Regions from separate parts of the Homo sapiens genome. Here regions 1, 2, 4, 5 and 6 are each linked to region 3. Evidence: chromatin contacts called from ENCODE Hi-C or POLR2A ChIA-PET data. All regions are on one chromosome and are shown on one strand. Each heading gives the region's core, a stretch centred on a gene start or an enhancer-like site at or near the end of the contact. The rest is flanking DNA. Distances are from core to core; before and after follow the strand shown.

Region 1 (3,044 bases), core at 315-2,814, 1.3 Mb after region 3:
AATAAACAAGAGTAAAAAAATCAGCGGGGCACACTGGCTCGTGCCTATAATCCCAGTACTTTGGGAGACTGAGGCAGAAGGATCGCTTGAGCTCAGGAGTTTGAGACCAGCCTGGGCAACATAGGGAGACCCCATCTCTAAATAAGAAAAGAAAAGAAAAAAAAAAAAAAACCAAGAACAAAAGTCTGGTAGTGAAGGGAGGGAGAGACAGAGCAGTAGTTAGAAGGGGAGTTAAGGTCAGGGCTTACATTTTTGAACGATCAAGCTCATAGGAAAGCAAGAATAAGGACAAGAGTAGGCTCGTGGATCCCCCAGCTCCTGGCTGGAAGGAATGAGCCCTAGTGAAAAGCTAGGATGGTAAGGATGTGACCTGTGCAGGTGGACTCAGATATGAAGGAAGGGAAATTAAGGGAGTTCATGCCAGATGAAGAAAGCAAAGATTGGGAGGTCAGCTGGGGAATGAGACAGGGCAAAGCTCAAAGACCTTGGGGAAAGTGGCAAGGCTTGATTAAGTGTTGCTCTTGCCTGACCCTGCCTCTGAATTTTAGTTCCCATGATGGATCCCTCTTCCTGCTTCTTCTCTCTCTGCCTCCTGCCAGATTTCCATAAGCTCACGCCCCACTGGCCTGCTTCTCTTCTCCTCCCCTGCAGCCCCGATGGGCCTTCTAGCTGCTGCTGACAAATGTGCCTTCCTACAACATCTACCATGATGGACCAGCTCTGCCTCTCTCTGGCATCTGAGCTACCTCCCATCCCCAGATCCTGGGGACTCTCCTATTGTCTCCTAAGTGATCTCTCCCTCTCCAACCCACCTCTCATCTTTCTAAAACCCTGCTTTGCATTTTGCAACTCCCACCTTCTCAACACTCAAGATCCTACATGGGCTCTTTCTTGCCAGATGAGGCAGTTCAGCTGTGGGCTGAAGACTGGCCACAGGCCTATTTAATTGGGCCTGCATGGTCTTTTAACAAAAAATGAAACTGATTGTCTTTACACAGGGCATGATCTGTCTAGTTAGCCACAGGCACCACCCCTCCCTATTTCCTTATATCCACTCCAGACCCAATTCATATACCCATGTTATCTGCCTAGTCTCTCTTAGATATCTGACAATGAAGTCCACAGGACCCTAGGATCCAAGGCCTTCCAGTCTCTGGCTCCCTTATGTCTCTCAAACCAGATTGTCATTACTATTCAAACTCCTTATTCCAGAAATCAGTCTGCCCAGTCTCCCCTTTCTACCCACGGCCCTGGCATGGCCTCCCTAGACATATGTATACCTGTCTCCCACCCTGCCTTTCCTCCTATCTGCAATGCCTTCCCCTTTCCTCTCCACCTGTTACACTGAAATCAGGCTTATATTCTACCTTCTCAAAGAGGCCTCCATGGACCATCCAAGCCCACAGCATTTTTTCAGCCTAGGCCCCCTCATTCAGCCCTTATGTATATTTCTTTGTGCCTTCAGTTATCTTTTTTGAGTACATTTCTCATTTCCTCAAATAAGCCTGGAAATAGGGTTCTCTATTAGTCACACACAGGAAAAGCCACACAGAACAGGTCTGCCTCCATGTCATCTATCTCTCATGTGACACAACCGTTGACTCATAAATCTTGGTCATTTCCTGACAACCATAAACCACTAGAGCAAGCACAGATTCACAGTGCCTTCAGGGTAGAGGCCATGTCTCATAGTTAGTACACTGCCTAAAACCTAGCAAGGTAGTCAATAAATGTTTATGATGAGAAAATATAAAATGCAGAAAAAAACATAAAGAATAAAATAGGTTCACCACTGAGCAGTAAATTCTCTGACTTGATGAAAACAACGCCTGTTGTGATTCACTGTCACTCAGGCATCCAAGGACAGGTATATTTTGCCAAGGCAAGAAGTTGGGACCCACTAGAAGAAGCAGGAACTAGAAGGTCCAGAGCTGCAGCCACAATGCTGCAGTAATTTACAAAGTGAACTTGGTCAAATCTCTCAACAGTATTGATTCTTTGAGGTAATGGGATCTTTCCGCCACATACTCTGCAGAGTTAACAACAATCTGGTGGTGAGGGAGAGCAGGTGGCTGGGCTGGAGGGACAACTGTCAGTGCAGGAGGGAAGATGACTCCTGCCAATAACTCTTGGTTCCCTTACCCCTTATCCCAGCTTCTGTGTTGATCCCTAGGTCCACGACAGGGCATAATTCCAGCAAACACCCTTTACTCCCAGTTCCCACCCAACATGTTTGCCATAGATACACAATGAACATAGTAGTCCCCAGCTGAAATTTTCGAAGTACAATGTTAACATGGAATTTGATAAAATTCTACCATTGGCCAGCACACACCATACTATTCCAGATGTTGAATTAGCCCAGTGATATGACGCCTGAGTCACAGACGATGACCACATTTCTCCTTTGGCAGAAATCAAAGCCCTAAGAGAGGGTGTTCCTGAGTTCTGGAACATGAAACCTTCCAGGAGGCTGGGTGTTGGCAGGAGGGTTGGATGTAGTTGGGTACTGGAACCTCTCCCTATACCTTCTTTTCAAAGAGGTCAAATTTGAGAAATGTTTCTCCACCTTGCACTCAGAAAATATTCAATAATTGTTTGTTTCAGCTTAAGAGGAAGGTTTCAGTTTTCTAAAAAGAAGAAAAGCCAGAAGTTCTGAAGAAGGGGGCATGAGAGGGGAATAAAAGAAGCTGAGTGCATTTGGTGTAATGGAACTGAAGGGGTCTGGACCAGAGGAAATGGAAGAAGTAAGAGGGCAGGGCAGTGGTTACATTGGAAACAAGAACACTGATTTGGGAAAAGCACTTCTAAACTGACTGCCAAGGGAGGTGTCTGAAACAGTGGCGTGGGGGGAAAAGAAAGAACCAAGAGCCAGACTTGAGGTAACAAATGGCTACATATGGCAGAGACAGAAGAAAGAAGACAGACTCCTGGAAATGTGGTGTTGGAAGAGGTGTCAAGATGGCATTTGAACAAGTGGGATGGAGTGCCATATGAGGGATTTTCTTTTTTAATTTGAAGCTGTCTTCCTTCCAGCATCAGAC
Region 2 (3,088 bases), core at 37-2,536, 1.1 Mb after region 3:
GGTCTTCTTGGATGGCATATCTGGTGGGCAAACTCCAAAACTGCCAACTGCAAACAAGAGAGAGAACAATCCCTCTGTCATCTGGCCATCCTACCCCGCAGCTGAGGGGAGTGTCAGCGAACCTGGAGCACCTCCCGCAGTTCACAGACTAGTTATGTTTTCTTGATGGTCACATGCAGCATGTGGAGGATACTACAGAATATGTTGATGATGGTTTTCAACATCTTTTCAGAAGCATAAAATTTCCAGCCTTCCGTGGTATGTTTAAATTTCACAGGGTCAGAGAGGTGGGCTGCCATCATAGCGGTTTGGGGGCCAGAAACATTTATATTTATTAATTTGAGGAGATCAAATCTAGAAGCAAGATTATGGGAAATGCTAACATTTTTCAAACAAAAGCGTTCGAAAGAAAATATGAGAAAACATCCTTAGTGTTTGAGAATTGTTTTTTAGTTTACTCTAGCAGTCTGTTTATTCTTTCATCCTATAAATATGTAGCAAGTATCTGCCTTGTGTTAAGTCCTGTAATGTGCTAAACGTTGGGATCACTTTCAAAGAGCTGGATGAGGTTTCCATGATGTCATACCACCTTGAAGATTTTCCAGGCCATTTAAGGCCTTCACTTACTGTAATTTCTCCCCAATTCCCCTCCACTCCATTTCTGAAAAAATACAAGCCTTTGGGAAATCCACCAGACCTGGGCAGAAGCCTAATTACCCTTTTGGAGACTCCCCAGGGGCTCCAGTGGTCCTCATTGTTTTGATCTCAGCCTCCTGACCTGGTTTAGAAGCAAACCTGGAGTTGCATGGGGTAGCATTTTATCATCTGCAGGTAGAGATCTGGCTAGTTGCTTGCATATGAGAAAAAGAGAACTGAGAGAGCCAATTTCAAATTGAGTTGGCAGAAACCAGTGTGCAGGAAGAACTATTCTGGCAGTTTTTAAATGACTTCCAAAGTATTTTGCATTTGAGAGAGCAACTAAACTGGTAAAAGAAACACTTGGATTGCACGGAATTGACTCAAGTGTAAAATAATATGGCTAATTTTCTCTTTTGATTTGGGATGATTGATGGAGTTGTGTGGAGGAGTGTGGGCAGAGAGAGCGTCTTTCTCTCCTTTCCCTGCCCTCCCACCAGTTCCACCTTACAGGACCTCTCTGGGCTCCCTTTAGGAATGCTATATAGACTTAGCTCTCCCTGCAAACTTGGGGGCGAGTCTCCTCCAGTGTTAACTCTGAAAAATTCAGGAGAGCATGAGTGTTTTAAGACCACAGGCTTTCTGATGTGTGACTCAGATCTGTGTTTAAAAGAGTCCATAACCCTAGAAGATTCTGATCATGATGGAAGAAGAATTTGCACTGTTCTCACTGATTAGACATGGAAAATCATTAGTTTCGCTTCTAGGGAAGAATTTAAACAATTGACAAAGCTATAGATTTTGCAGTCACAGCAGGGAGAAAGTGGAGGAAAAACATTTAAACAAGCAAAATTATTGATAAGAAATGGGCCCCTGTCTGGTTTCTATAACTTAGTTCTTCTGACTCATAGATGTTATAAAAAGCATCCTGCCTGAGTCAGAAATTTATTTTGGAGATATTACAGCTGCTCCCTTCCTGTTGAAAGGCATTTGTGAAAAAACTGTATATGACTAAAGACTTATATCAGCATTAGAAATGGTCGAGGCTAGGTGTACCCGTTATACTAGCACTTTGGGAGACCAAGGTGGATCACCTGAGGCCAGGAGTTCAAGACCAGCATGGGCAACATGGCAAAACCTCGTCTCTACAAACAAACACCCCAAAAAAGAAAAATTAGCCAGGCATAGTAGCACACACCTGTAGTCTCAGCTGCTCAAGAGTGAGGTGAGAAATTCACTTGAGCCCGGGAGATCAAGGCTGCAGTGAGCCATGATGGTACCACTGGGCAACAGAGTAAGACCCTGTCAAAAAAAAAGGAAGGAAGGAAGGAAGGAAAGGGAAAAATGGTCCAGAAGAAAGGTGAAAGTACAAAACAGAAGTGTGGGCCCTCTGGCTATTATCAATACTCAGAAAACTGCCTGTTCAAGAATTAGGCCAATTCCTGTTATATATCCAAGAGCTTGAACTATAGTCAATGGATGTTCTATATTTGTTTAGAATGATTGGTTGAGTGAGGAATTTCTTAAGAATAAGATTTGTTTATGCTCCCAGGGCTTGACAAGCCCCATTTTCATCTCAGGTCTCTAAACAAATTTTAAATGTAGACATAAACAATGGACAATTCATTATAGTATGCTCCATTATAGTACTTGATACACAGGTAGATAAATCCTGTTCTAAGGAGCAGACAAACAGACGAGGAAAGTTAAAACATACAGCTCTAGGAATTGTACTTTACTTAAGCCTCAATTTAGACAAATTAGACTATGTTAGTTCAGTTAGGAACAATAATATATTCTCATCACATGTGAATCTTCTGTAAGCTGTTTTGAAATAGAAGGTTAATAAAAGCTTAGAGGCCTAAGCATTCAATTCTGTTCTGGGATTTTCAACACTTACTATTTTTACTGGAACCCTTCATATGGGGTTTTCTTAAGACATTTTGGTGGTAGTAGAGGTGGTGAAATTAAGGCAAAAAAGAAAAACAAGTTGCTATTTCATTATAGGGGTGGGGACAGAACAAGGCTGAAGGGGCAGGGACCAGGGGTGAGGAAATGGGGCAGACAATGACCACTCATTGAGAACATTTTGGTTAAAAAAATGCCAATAATAGCACACAAATGGAGTAGGTGGGTAGTGTGACTCGGGGAACTCTGTGTGTTGAAGGTTTGACTTAAAACTATGCCCAACAGGAAGAGCATGGGGCTGGGGCTGGGGCAGGTTTGGGGGTTGGGAGGCAGAGGCGTTGTGGGGAAACACTGAAGGCTGAAGATGTCTGGAAGAGGGTGATTCCCGAGGAAATGAAGTCATGAGATGCAGGGCACGGGTGGAAGCTTTAATCCTGTGATCAGGGAAAAGGAGCAGCTTGTGGGGAAAGGCTTGGTCTTAGAGGCTGGGAACCCAGCACAGGCCTGCACTGTTTGCCCAACAGATCACCCAAAACGCACTTGG
Region 3 (2,758 bases), core at 255-2,754:
TGCTCTAACAGAGAAATGTGTTCTTTTCTATGAGATGTGGATTGCTTAAAATCTAGTTGAGCTAGAGCCTAGTTCCAAAAGAATTTGTTCCAAAAGCAACCAGGCATTTTTCAAGTCTATGCAGATTCCCTTTATGTATATATGGTTGGTGGAGGGGCAGTGTAAATATGGGGAGTGGTGATGATGAGCATACTGAATCTCTATACTCATCCCATCCCACTAATGCTTTGAACCCATTAATGTGTTAAATTTGAGCCTCAAAATGACCTACTGAGACAGTAGCTTTCTTGGATGAGATATGAAACATTCTTTGCCTGCTTTGATCATTGAAGATAGTCTTTTCAGAATCTGAAAAATTCATTCAGTTTATCTTATAAGATACATCTCTTAGGGGTAGCTTTGCCAATGATGAAATAATAGCATCATCCCTGTTGTGGGTTGGGGACATTTAGTCTTGCTTGTATCAAGGGAGGCATACATGGAAGATTTAGCAGCTATAACAAGAACCTTCTTGCCAACTGGGCATTTAGGAGAATATGGCCTGCAATTGAGCCAGAGGGACAGTGTTACCATGCTGAGTGTTTTACTATGATTTATGCATCTGTCTCCTCTCTGTCTCTCTCTCTCTCTTTTTTTTTTATGACTTCCCAAAAACTCAGGTTTTGTTCCAGTGTGTTCACTTTTTGGGAAATGTAGATAAGATTAAATTTCTTAGGCCCAGCTTCATGCAGGATGGATAGAATTCTGACTTGAGCTTTGCTGCAGCATTTATCCTTTGTACATGAGCTTAGGTGCCCTTAAGCATTTGGTACACTTAAAGTAAATCAAACAACAAGTAAATAATTTGAGCTCATCTGCCTGTTACTCAGACTCTTCAATAGGAAGTCCATGTTTTTTAACGTAAAAGCATTAGTGTTCAATGTTTAAATCTTTTGTGATATGTGTCTCCATGGCCTCAGAAACAGGATTTGAGGAGATTATGGAGGTCATGTGGTTTCCTTGATGTCTTCGGAGTGCCAAGGAAGAGAAAGGGAATCAGGATATTACTTTCCACGGTGTGGAACAAATTACATTTTTGTGCAACATTTTTATGAATTTTAATTCGAAAGTTATCTGCAAATCTAGCTTACCTCTTATAAACACGTTTTCAGAAGATAATTACTATTAGTAAGACTGCTGCAAAATACCAAGCAGAATCAGGAAGACAGGTATCTGACTTCAAAGCTATTCTTACTCCTCACTTCCCTTCCCCGAACTCTCAACTCCACCCAAAAGCAAGTCTCTTTTTAAACTCTGAGATTTCGTGCAAGTCTGGAGTCTGGCTCTGACCACAAGGCAGGAAATAGCTCATATGCAGCATCCAGAGAAGAAAGTTACAAGACAAAAAAAAAAGAAAGCCCACACATGCACACACACATTTCTTTTTTATCTGATACTTTACAAAGTTTATTTGGAAGAAAGGTTGAATTGCGCTTTTTGTTTGTTTTGTTTTAAAACTGCCTGTTCCCAAATGGCTGATGAGCATTGAGTTGAGATGAGGACAAGTTGGCTGTTAGCCTGAAGGCTCTTCCTTGTTGCACCCAAAGGGAATTGTAGAAAGATTTGGAATTCTTCAGATCTTTAGCTTAGAGACCATGGGTGGAGCCTACTTGCACAGCATTCAGCTGATGGTTGCTAATTAAATGCTTGCCCAGTAACTTCAACTGGCCAGACTATTTCACAGGAGAGGAAAAACACCCCATGAGGTAACTGCCAGGGAAAGAGGGATGTCTGGCAAAGCTTGCTAGAAACCAGAGGTGCTAGCTTGGAGTGTATTTCTCTCTGAAGAATAAGTGGTAGCCAACCTGGAATCTGGGTCAAATAAAGCATACTTTAAGTCCACCCATAGGAAAAGGACAGAATTGAGAGGAAAAAAGCTAAAATAGTTCTATTAAATTAACGAACGACAATTAAGTAAATAAAGTCAAACAGTTGTGATTTCTAACTTCATAGTTAACAGAAGTTTTCAAACCGATAAATTTAACTCCATTCTAGTTTAGATTGAGGTATGCATAAACACCACTTCTAATCCTTCCACAGTCTGGGACCTTGGCTGGGTCAGTTTCTATTTACACTGGAGTAATTATTAATAGCACCCTCTTCTACTCCCAAAAGAGTCCAAGTTTGGATGATAAATTTTATGTTCATGCTTTCCATGACCAATGCCTTGCAAGACTTCAGATGGTTTCTAGTGATATATTATAATGTGATAATTAGGGAGTCACTGACAAGCCTAGTAAGGCTAATTGTATCAAAACTTCTTAAAAACACAACCAGAGTGAAGAATCCAACAGTGCTTCAGCAATTAGTTGTAGTTAAGTACAAACCCAAAACAAATTAACTCTGTCATGAGATGCCAAAACAAGTTAATAAGTTATCTTAAATTGCACAAACTGAATTCTAATGTCCAGAGCCAAGGAACATATTGCTATCTCTTTTCGTGTTTCTGAATTGTGCCTCAAGAATAGTATTTCTTGCTAAGCATACGTTGCAAGAAGCACTAATAAACTGAAGCACGTGCAGAAAAACAACCACAAGGATGGAAACATTTTAGGAAACTATGGCCTAAGTGGTATAGTTGAAAGAGCTAACAAATGGTGCCCAAAAGGTAAGAAGGCTATCAAGTCCTGCTAGATGTCTTCAAATACTTAAACATCTGTTATATGAAGGAGAGAGCTGATTTATTCTGTAGATCTTCAGGTTAGATAATATGTTAAAG
Region 4 (2,925 bases), core at 359-2,858, 1.5 Mb after region 3:
GAAAACAGCCCAGCTTCAGGAAAGTCCACTTTTACTTTTACAGCCAGAAGAGTTTTCTTTGGCCACTACTTTTACTTTGAAAGCTATAGTCACAAGAAGCCATCTCTTTTTCCGCCGGTTTTAAAATTGTCTTGTTCTAGGTTTCACTTCACTGACAGAGACATAGCCAAAGAGATCAGCTTGTGAATATGATCATTCTTGACTTTCAGTTCTGTATTTCGTGCCCCTTTGCTCAAACTATGTCTCTCAGTTCTTCTCACTTGCTTCATTAAAATATTTTATATCTATTACTCTATTTTTTTAAAAAAAAACACTTTTGATATGTTCCTCCTTCACAGAAAAGAATGTGGCTACCTCAAACACTTTATTAGGATTCACTCATTTTTTATTACAGGAGGTTAAATAAAATTGGTATTATGATGGCCTCTGTATGGAAAATGTGTCGTTTTTAGAGTTCCGGCCACAGAAACTGACCTATGAACGGTTTTCTAAAGGAGAAGGGTGTGCCTGTGGAAAGTTCACGGCAACGGGAGTTTGACTCCTCTTAAGGTATGAAGAGGAAGACAGGCTAAAGTCTCAAGAAACTTCTGACTCAATAGGGGAAAGCTATCAAATTTCCCAAAAGTTGTGCGATTTTGGTTAGCACATCACAAAGGTGATGAGCAGCTCCTGAGAGTGAAACCCACATCCCATTTCTGGGGAGAACTACGTAGTTGGTTCCCTCTACATAAAATATCAGAGTCTACATCCTGACACCCATAAGAAACCTCTCCCACCTTTCTCTTACTAACCTTTTCTTCCATTCTCAGTTTACAATGACACACAATTTTGTTTCCCACAAGTACCGTTCAACCAGAGACACACACACTTACACATACGTATATATTTCATATATATATATATATATATATATATATATATATATATGTTTGGAGAGCAGGAAACGGGGGAGCCAAGGTCTGTTTGTACTCACAACTTTGGCTCAACTGTGCTGGGGTGGCTGGAGGTTTGACCACGGAGGAGGGGCCCGCTGGCAGCGCCAACCGGCTGAACTGTGCGCCTTTTCATAAAGGCCGAGGAACTGGGGTTAGCCACACTACAACCCTCCCACCTGAGGGAAAGGCCTGTTTGTTCTGGAAGGCACAGCCTAGCCTTATTTAACTAACTGCAAGCAGTTAATATAAGCATTCCCAAGGCAGCAAGCAAGCTCTAGTCTACGAAAGTAAAGCCATCGACTTTAGGAAGATTTCTCCAGTCCAGCATCCTGAAAGATGAAGCCCAGACTCCTCACCTGACGGTTAACCTGAAAACACCTGATCCTCTCTCCGGAATCCTTGCCTGGGGAAAACGATAAGGCTGCCGGGCCATGCCTCCTCCTTCAAAACTTTCCAGGGCTCTCGGGATTCGGAACAGGAAACACCGTTCACGGCCGACTCATTTCGCCCTCGCCGTAACGCGTCCGCCGAAGTTGGAGCCCTGCAAAGCGGGGTTCCCTTCTCTTACCCTTTCTGCCGGCCGCGTGGTGCGCGCAGACCCCGGCCCGAGAGCAGGCGCCGCAGTCGTGGAGTGCGGCGGGCAGTTCTCGGGCGGCTGAAAGGCGGCTCTGTGTGCACCCTGCAGGATGCGGCGCGTGGCCAGGCGCTCCCGCCCCGCCCCCAAGGGGCTGCCCCGCCCCGCCCCGCCCCGCCGCCTCCTACCGGGGACCGGAGCTTCCCCAGTTGGGGTCCTAGGGGACTTATTCCACGCTTCAGCGGACCAGCCTCCCCGCGCTCCCGGAGAAGGGGGTCGGCGACGCGGAGGCGGGGTGGGGGCCGTAGGGGATGGAACCGAGGCGCGCGCGAGAAGAGCCGAGGAAGTAAGCAGTCCCAAAAGGGGGCGGCGGTGGGGCCCCCAGGGAGGCGTGGGGCACGCCAAGGGCGCCGTGGGGCACTGACCTGTGGTGCGGCCCCCAGGACAGGCCCGAGGCGCGGTTGCACACCGGCAGGTCCAGCACCTCCATGCCTCGAGGCATGGCGCGGCCAGGGAGCGGCAGGAGGACACCTAGCGTGGGACGGCTACACCTGTCTGGGCGCAGGCCCGCCGCCCTTGCACTCTCCACCCAAGTGCCCAACGCTGCGGTACGGCCCGCTTTGGCTCGGGGTGTCTGCCGGAGAAGCGCCTTACAGAGGGACCCGGGCGGTGGGCCCTGCGGCAAAGTGGCCCACGCACCCTCCACACCGCTCCCGGGCGGCCGCACCTGGCACTCCCGGCCCTCTGGGGTTCCTGCCTTTTTCGGGGGGGTGGTGGTGAGACCGGGTCTCACTCTGTCGCCTGACCTGCGATCACTGCTGACTGCAGTCTTGAACTCCTGGACCCAAGCGATTCTCCTGCCTCCGCCTCCCAAAGTGCTAGGATTACAGGTGTAAGCCGCTGCGCCTGGCCCCTTCTTTTCTTCACTCTCTCATGCATTCATTTCTTGTTTCCACATGCATTAATTTGTCCGTTGCTTTGGTCATTCCTGTTTTGATGCTTAGGGAAACACTCACTGAGAGCCAAGCCGACCGTTGGGTACTGTGGTCTCTGGGATGACAAAGACATGGTCCTTTCCCTTGAGGACTTCACATTAAACTGACAAGTTCATTCATTCTGGCTTTTCTCTAAAGTGCACGATCATGAAAGTCTGTGACAAGGGCCATATTTCTGAGATGTTAGAAAGTGCGACCGGCGCGCAAGGAATAGGAAAAGCGAGTTGCCCTGCGCCCGCGTCGGGATGAAAGGCAGGGAGCCGGGAGGGAGCGTCAGCGTGGCCCGGCGGGCGCGGAGGGAGGGCGCACGGCCCCAGGGCTGGACTCGTAACCCCAGCGCCCTGCTGCAGCCGCCGTTGCTTTTCCCTCTTGGTGCACGAAAGGAAGACGCCTGTGGGAAATCGAACAGACAATCGGTCGC
Region 5 (2,700 bases), core at 85-2,584, 1.7 Mb after region 3:
AAAAAATTCTACTTATGGTAGGGTTTTTTTTGTTTGATTTGTTTGGGTTTTTGGTTGTGTGTATGTATGCATGTGTGTGCGTGCCTGGGAGAGGCAAAAAAAAAAAGTTGTAATGAGTAAAATGACAGTTTATGAAGCCTATAAAATCTACCTTGAATCAAATTCAAATTTACAAACTCCACAAAAGTCTACGGATTTGCCTAGAGCTACAAAGAATAAAAATCAAGACAGTGCCGCCCATCTGTAAACCTACTAAAAGTGTGTTATACTTAACCTTTACTCCTTTAGGTAATACTTAGGGAATAGACACACTGGTTTTTCGAGAAGAAATCACAACCTCAATTCTTCATGCCATTGTCTGATTAAAAAGAAAAAAAAAAGCAAAACGAGTAAATGCATTACATTAAGTAACCCCGAAATTACTTTAAGCTGCCACTTACATGACACTTACTTTCGCCCGGTAACGTACCTGTCGCAAAAACATAACTTTTTCTTGGCTCTTAAGACAGAAGCCCAGTCGGTAAACAGTAAGGCTCGCGGTGCTAGCATTTTCATCGCAAAGTATCCTACCTGTCAGCGTAATTCTTTGGTCTGGAGGCACCGACAGGACACGGTTTTCACGCACTTTCAAAGCGCCCACATTTGGGGAGGCTGCCTGCGTTCCTGTGACTTTGGGAGCCGTCCCACGGGCACGACCCTTCATTCCCAGGGACAGCAGACGCCCTTTGTACATCCACTTCTGCAGCTTCTTGACTGTCACTGCCGGCGGCCTGAGGAAGGAGGGGCCTTCCTGGCGGTCTCCTTTGCCACTGCGTATCACAGAGGACCCCGCTGGATCCCTGAAAGGGCTTCCCGAGGAGCAGCCGTGGTCCTTGCAGCCTGGAGGCTGGAGGCCGGTGGGTGCAGCCGCCCGGGCGCGGTCCCCACTCCAGCCGTCCATCCTGCCTCCACGTGGCGGGGGCTCGTCCCAGTCCCGGTGCGCGCCGCACCTGATCCAGCTGTCGCTCGGCCACCGCTGGAAGGGAGGCGGCTTGGCACCCACCCGGAGGCTCTCGAGGCTTCTGCTGCAGGACGGCCGCATCCGAGGAGTCCGCAGCTGGCCTCCCCGCGGCTCCCTCTGAGGCGACCGGGGCGGGGACACCTGCTGCCGAGGGCGTCCGCCGCCTCCCCGCTCCCCGTCCCGGGGGCAGGCTCGGCGGTACGCGGCGCCGCGGGAAGGCGGCTGGCCCGGAGCCCGGGCTCCCGCGGGGAAGCTGTGATCCGCCAAGCCCCTGCCGCCCCGCCGCGCGCCCGAGTCAGGGGGCAGGTCGTGCATGGCCTGGATCAGCAGATAATAGGCCTCTCGCAACTGGGTCCGCAGCCTGCCTGTCTCCAGGCGGCCGCCCTCCGCCCCCAGGGAGGAGCCCGCCGCTGGGGGAGGCGGGGGACGCCGTTCCGCCTCCGCCCCCTCAGGCTCGGGCGCAGACTGCGAGCCGCCGGGCAGGTTTTCGTAGTAGTCGGCGTCGTAGTCGTCTTCGTCCTTGTCGTCTTCCTCCTCCTCTCCGCTGTCCTCGGAGCCCTCCGGGGAGTGCGGAGGGGCGTGAGCGAGCCCATGGCTCTGGGGGGCGGCCTCCTGCCCGCCGCGCGGCCGAGGCCCGAGCGCCCCCAACTGCTCCGGGTGCCCTCCGGGGACCCGCGCCCCGGGACCCCACGCCTCAGGTGACGGCGAGGGCTGCTGTAGGCTCCGCCCGTGTCCCCCGGCGTGCTCACGTGGGAGGGTGTCTGCGGCACCCCAGGCGTCTCCCGCGGCTGCCGAAGAGGCCGCCACCGCAGCTGCGGCTGCCGCCCGGAGCCCTAGCCCCCCGGTGCCGCGGGGACCCCGCCTTCCCCGGAGCCTGGACAGCGTCCTCCTCAGAGGGTCCGCCATCCCCTCTGCCTTAGCCGCGAGGCTCACCCCCGCCAGGGGGAGAGGTCGGAGCCCCGCTGGGGAGAAAACCGCGCTCGCGGAGGCGGAGGCGGAGGCGGCGGCGGCTCCCCATGACCGGCGCTGGCCCTCGCCGGCTCCTCACATACTTGGCATAACTCTGCCGCGGGAAGGCGTGGGGGAGGGCGGTGGCGCCGCAACGCGCATGCCCCGGAGCCCCGGGCCGCGACGGGGCGCGCGGGCCGGGGGCGGCAGAGGTGGGTTCTCGGGGTGGGCGAGTGGTGCAGGTGGAGGCGGAGGGCGCGGGCCGGTAGGTTGAGTAGTAGGTCGGCTGAAGCTGACCGACGGAAGCAGGGGTGGGCGCACAGAGCGCGAAGGGTGCGGGGAGAGTTGAGGCAGGGGAAAGAAGAACGAGCAGGAACGTGAGTTTGGGCTGGTGGCTGCAAAGTTTTGGTTAGGGAGCCCGAGAAAGGGAAAGTGCCCTCCTGGCTGTCACCCCAGCACCTTCACCGCCACCGCTGCACGAGGTGTGTCTTAGGCACAGCAAGTCCTAGCTTGAGAGAAAACAAAGATTGTTTTGACGGACAAAGTACGAGTGCAGGTGTATCTCGGTGCATGTGTTCTAGAAATGTATCAATCATTTTAATCGCCCAGAGAGCTAGCTAGCTAAAAGAAATTTGCAGCGATTCCTTTTCTATAAGAGTTCTTTTATCAAAAACAAAACAAAACCCACCCACCGATGTCTCTTTTAAGTCTGTTTTTCCTTCTTTATTTCAGTTAATGCATGCTAACAAAAT
Region 6 (2,851 bases), core at 293-2,792, 1.8 Mb after region 3:
TAAACTGTGTGACACAGCATCTGGAACATAGGAGGCCTAGCTCTTGGAAGTTCAAGGTTTTACTGGCACTCACCATGAATAAGACAACATTTATTCTACAGTAGTTATTTATGTTCCATTCTTATCTCAACTAGAATGTAAAGCAGGAAACTGATCTTCATTTTTTTGTATCCTTCCAGACCCAAGGCCAGTGCTTTCCATATAGCAAGTGCTCCATAAATCTCTGTTGAATGAGGAAACTAAGCACAACTCCCAGTCATATCCAGTTTCCTTCTGCTGGTGAGTCACACCAATTGTGAGTACAGTGTAATAAACCTTACAGGGAAGAGGAAGGGATTTGAAGTGGATGAACATTTAAAAAGTTGCCATCCTGTCCAGTTCATCAAAATGACTTTGTAAAAGTACTGCAGTGTTCAATAAGAACACGTTTCATGTTGAGTTTCTGTTTTTCATTTGACTTCAGATAAAGTATTTTAGTGATACTCATATAGGTCTCATCTGACAAAACAAGTAAACGCAAAGGAAAAAGAATGTCATATCTCAACAAAGCCATTCGTTACGAATAAATATGAAGGTTTATGTGGTTCTGCACCATCCGAGAAGAGCATAATTTAGCTACTGAATATTTTCGACGTTTACCTGTACATTAATTCTCAGCTACGTGTATTCACTCCCCCAACCCCAATTTAAATATGTGGGCGTCTGCTTACTAGGGGAATTCCAGGTTGTGCTTTCAGCTGTTGAGCTTCCTCAAGCCCCCTTATGCAAAAGAGCTTCACATTTTTGGTCCACTGCTTGGGATCCTTCACCTGGTACAGCCTTCGCTCTAGGCTGAGTGAGCAGCCTAGGCAGCCTGACTTAAGGATGAATCTGAGCCGCCAGTCCCTAACGAAGCATCTCCAAGAACCCAGTTGGGGGGAAAGCATGAGGAGATGGGTGAGGAGTGGGCAAGAATCAAAACACCACTTGGCAACAAAGCCCAAGCTCTGCGTTTAGCGATGTAAAACCTGGATTGACAGATCACTGGAGGATCACTGCCACCAAGGTCCCTCGGATGCAGGGCTCGCCACAGTCCTCCTGTGCTAGGACTTTCCGCTCCTCCGACCTGGAGGATCCTCCTTGTCCTCGGACTCCAGGCTTCCGCTTTCGTCTCCCGCTGGGCTGCAGCCCGCCCCCGCCCGCCCTGGGCACAGCTGCGTTACTCACGTCCTTCTTCACTTCAGTGAGGTCCTCCTCGGTGAGGGACGGTGCGGTGGGCTCCATGGTGGAGGCGGGAGATGGCGCTTCTTCCGGGTCCGGGAGCTCGGGCTGCGCCGCCCCGCCCTGGCTGGGGGCTTCGGCCTCCGGGTAATGGGGAAGAAGGAGAGGAGGCGGAGCGGGTCGGGAGAAAGACGGCCGCCCCTTCGGGAACAGAGGGACTCGGGGGTCAAACCGTAGCGCTTCCGGCCCCGCCTCTGAGGTCGACGGCGACGCGAATCTACGCGACGCGACGCGGAGCTCGGAGCAGCGTTCCTTCCCTCTCGTAGAGGCTCAGGCGCAGGCACCGCCCCACGGCGAGGCGCGTCGCTTAGCAGAGCCCGCCCTGTCTCTGCGGCAGCCTATCGACGCCAGCCCGCGGGCCGATCCTGTTCCCGCCCCCGACCGGAGCCTTTCGGGTGGCTCCGCCCACAGCGGGCGTTTCCTCAAGCCACGCCTGCGCAGGTCGTCGGTAAGTGGCCCGGGTTAGCTTCCTCATAAGGCATCGTTTCCGTGGGTGGGGTCCGTCAGTGCCCAGGCAGCTGGCACTCTCAGCCTTTGCTGCCTGCTCACTTCGGGGGAGTCCGGTCTGGGCTTGTCAGTACCTTGGGTTCCTCCCCTTTTCCCAGACCCTGCCCTACAATTTCCTGTTGTTACGTTTGCCAGTTACTGTTTTGGTCACACACAAACGCACTCATACACACATACACATGCATACACACAAACAGCCTAACTACAATACTAAACAAATTTTTGAAAGAAAAAAAGAAACCACCTACAATCCCACCACTTTAACACCTCATTTAACGTTTGCATACTTTTTGGTCACTGTTCATTATAAACATAGCTTTTCCTCATTAGTTAATCTGTGTAATGGAGATAGATATGCTTACCTTTTAGGGCTGCCGGGATCATATGTAAAGTTCTTAAAGGTAGTTGGGCACACAGTATGCACTCAACTGATTATTTATTTATTTATTGAGACAGGATCTCACTCTGTCGCCCAGGCTGGAGTGCAGTGGTGCGATTCTCGGCTCACTGCAGCTTCCACCTCCAGGGCTCAGGCGATCCTTCCACCTCAGCCACCAAGCAGCTGGGAGTCCAGCTAGTTTTTTTGTATTTTTTATAGAGATGGAGTTTCGCCATGTTGCCCAGGCTGGTCTCAAACTCCTGGGCTCAAGCCATCCACCCGCCTCGGCTTCCCAAAGTGCAGGGACTACAGGCATGAGCCACCCAGCTCATCCTACTCAAACATTTATTGAGTCCTTACTAATATGTTCTAGGCAACTTATACTATGAGTCCTCCATTTTATAGGGGGAGACTGATGAAGAGACGACTATCCCCAGACCGTATTTTAACTACTATGGCGCTGTGTAAGAAGCAACCTGAGAAGTGTGGATGAAAAGCTACAGGTAGAGCCCTGGGCCCAAGACGGTGGCTTGGACAACATGCTAAATAAACTATAAACTAGATGGTATTTGAAGCTACGAGAGTAGATAAAAATGACAGGAGGACCAAGGAGAAACTTGGGAACGCCAATGTTTAAGAAACGGGAAAGCAAAAAAAAAAAAAAACACACACAAAAAAACAATGTAACCAGAGCCACAAAAACCA

Evidence for each region. A loop is a pair of places that touch in the nucleus more often than their neighbours do. ChIA-PET counts read pairs that join two places held with the same protein, here RNA polymerase II (POLR2A). Pooled maps may share reads with other maps.
Region 1: a loop to region 3 is called in a pooled map, with 27 times the contacts of the local background. The contact joins two enhancer-like sites. A Hi-C loop is called at or near these places in 4 of 37 single-sample maps with no recorded cell type and 10 of 50 pooled maps.
Region 2: a map with no recorded cell type shows a loop between it and region 3 (3-fold over the local background). The contact joins two enhancer-like sites. A Hi-C loop is called at or near these places in 2 of 37 single-sample maps with no recorded cell type and 2 of 50 pooled maps.
Region 4: a loop to region 3 is called in a map with no recorded cell type, with 4 times the contacts of the local background. The contact joins the promoter of MCOLN2 here to the enhancer-like site in region 3. A Hi-C loop is called at or near these places in 3 of 37 single-sample maps with no recorded cell type and 2 of 50 pooled maps.
Region 5: a loop to region 3 is called in a map of CD8-positive, alpha-beta T cell, with 7 times the contacts of the local background. The contact joins the promoter of SYDE2 here to the enhancer-like site in region 3. A Hi-C loop is called at or near these places in 2 of 168 maps with a recorded cell type or tissue (CD8-positive, alpha-beta T cell and naive thymus-derived CD4-positive, alpha-beta T cell) and 5 of 50 pooled maps. POLR2A ChIA-PET finds 5 or more read pairs at or near these places in 1 of 52 experiments (WTC11).
Region 6: a pooled map shows a loop between it and region 3 (4-fold over the local background). The contact joins the promoter of BCL10 here to the enhancer-like site in region 3. A Hi-C loop is called at or near these places in 2 of 37 single-sample maps with no recorded cell type and 8 of 50 pooled maps.

The regions. Positions count from the first base shown.
Region 1 is chr1:84,852,952-84,855,995 of GRCh38, forward strand. The region is part of intron 2 of LPAR3 (lysophosphatidic acid receptor 3); the gene reads right to left. Among named protein-coding and RNA genes, the nearest start is that of LPAR3, 39 kb to the right of the region's middle. RefSeq lists an enhancer at 1,472-1,721. Within about 2 kb of position 1,565, at least 6 of the 41 ENCODE cell types and tissues checked have a DNase peak (open chromatin) inside an H3K27ac peak, as active enhancers do.
Region 2 is chr1:84,598,050-84,601,137 of GRCh38, forward strand. It overlaps LINC01461 (long intergenic non-protein coding RNA 1461), which reads right to left. Exons shown (of 3, transcript NR_125761.1): 3 at 1-47. Among named protein-coding and RNA genes, the nearest start is that of LINC01461, 21 kb to the right of the region's middle. Within about 2 kb of position 1,287, at least 8 of the 41 ENCODE cell types and tissues checked have a DNase peak (open chromatin) inside an H3K27ac peak, as active enhancers do.
Region 3 is chr1:83,507,292-83,510,049 of GRCh38, forward strand. No RefSeq gene overlaps it. Among named protein-coding and RNA genes, the nearest start is that of LINC01712, 63 kb to the left of the region's middle. RefSeq lists an enhancer at 1,212-1,371. Within about 2 kb of position 1,505, at least 7 of the 41 ENCODE cell types and tissues checked have a DNase peak (open chromatin) inside an H3K27ac peak, as active enhancers do; they include CD8-positive, alpha-beta T cell, where a contact is called at or near this core.
Region 4 is chr1:84,995,505-84,998,429 of GRCh38, forward strand. It overlaps MCOLN2 (mucolipin TRP cation channel 2), which reads right to left and starts at 1,609. Exons shown (of 14, transcript NM_153259.4): 1 at 1,292-1,609. The coding sequence starts at 1,368. RefSeq lists enhancers at 92-151, 2,472-2,925 and silencers at 952-1,001, 1,612-1,901.
Region 5 is chr1:85,199,682-85,202,381 of GRCh38, forward strand. SYDE2 (synapse defective Rho GTPase homolog 2) reads right to left here and starts at 1,335. Exons shown (of 7, transcript NM_032184.2): 1 at 571-1,335. The coding sequence starts at 1,315. It overlaps LOC124904207 (a long non-coding RNA gene), which reads right to left and starts at 561. Exons shown (of 2, transcript XR_007066199.1): 1 at 470-561; 2 at 1-358. RefSeq lists an enhancer at 450-1,061 and a silencer at 1,074-2,223.
Region 6 is chr1:85,275,090-85,277,940 of GRCh38, forward strand. It overlaps BCL10 (BCL10 immune signaling adaptor), which reads right to left and starts at 1,543. Exons shown (of 3, transcript NM_003921.5): 1 at 1,207-1,543. The coding sequence starts at 1,263. BCL10-AS1 (BCL10 antisense RNA 1) reads left to right here and starts at 1,269. Exons shown (of 2, transcript NR_045484.1): 1 at 1,269-1,708; 2 at 2,552-2,851. RefSeq lists enhancers at 736-1,935, 1,141-1,843.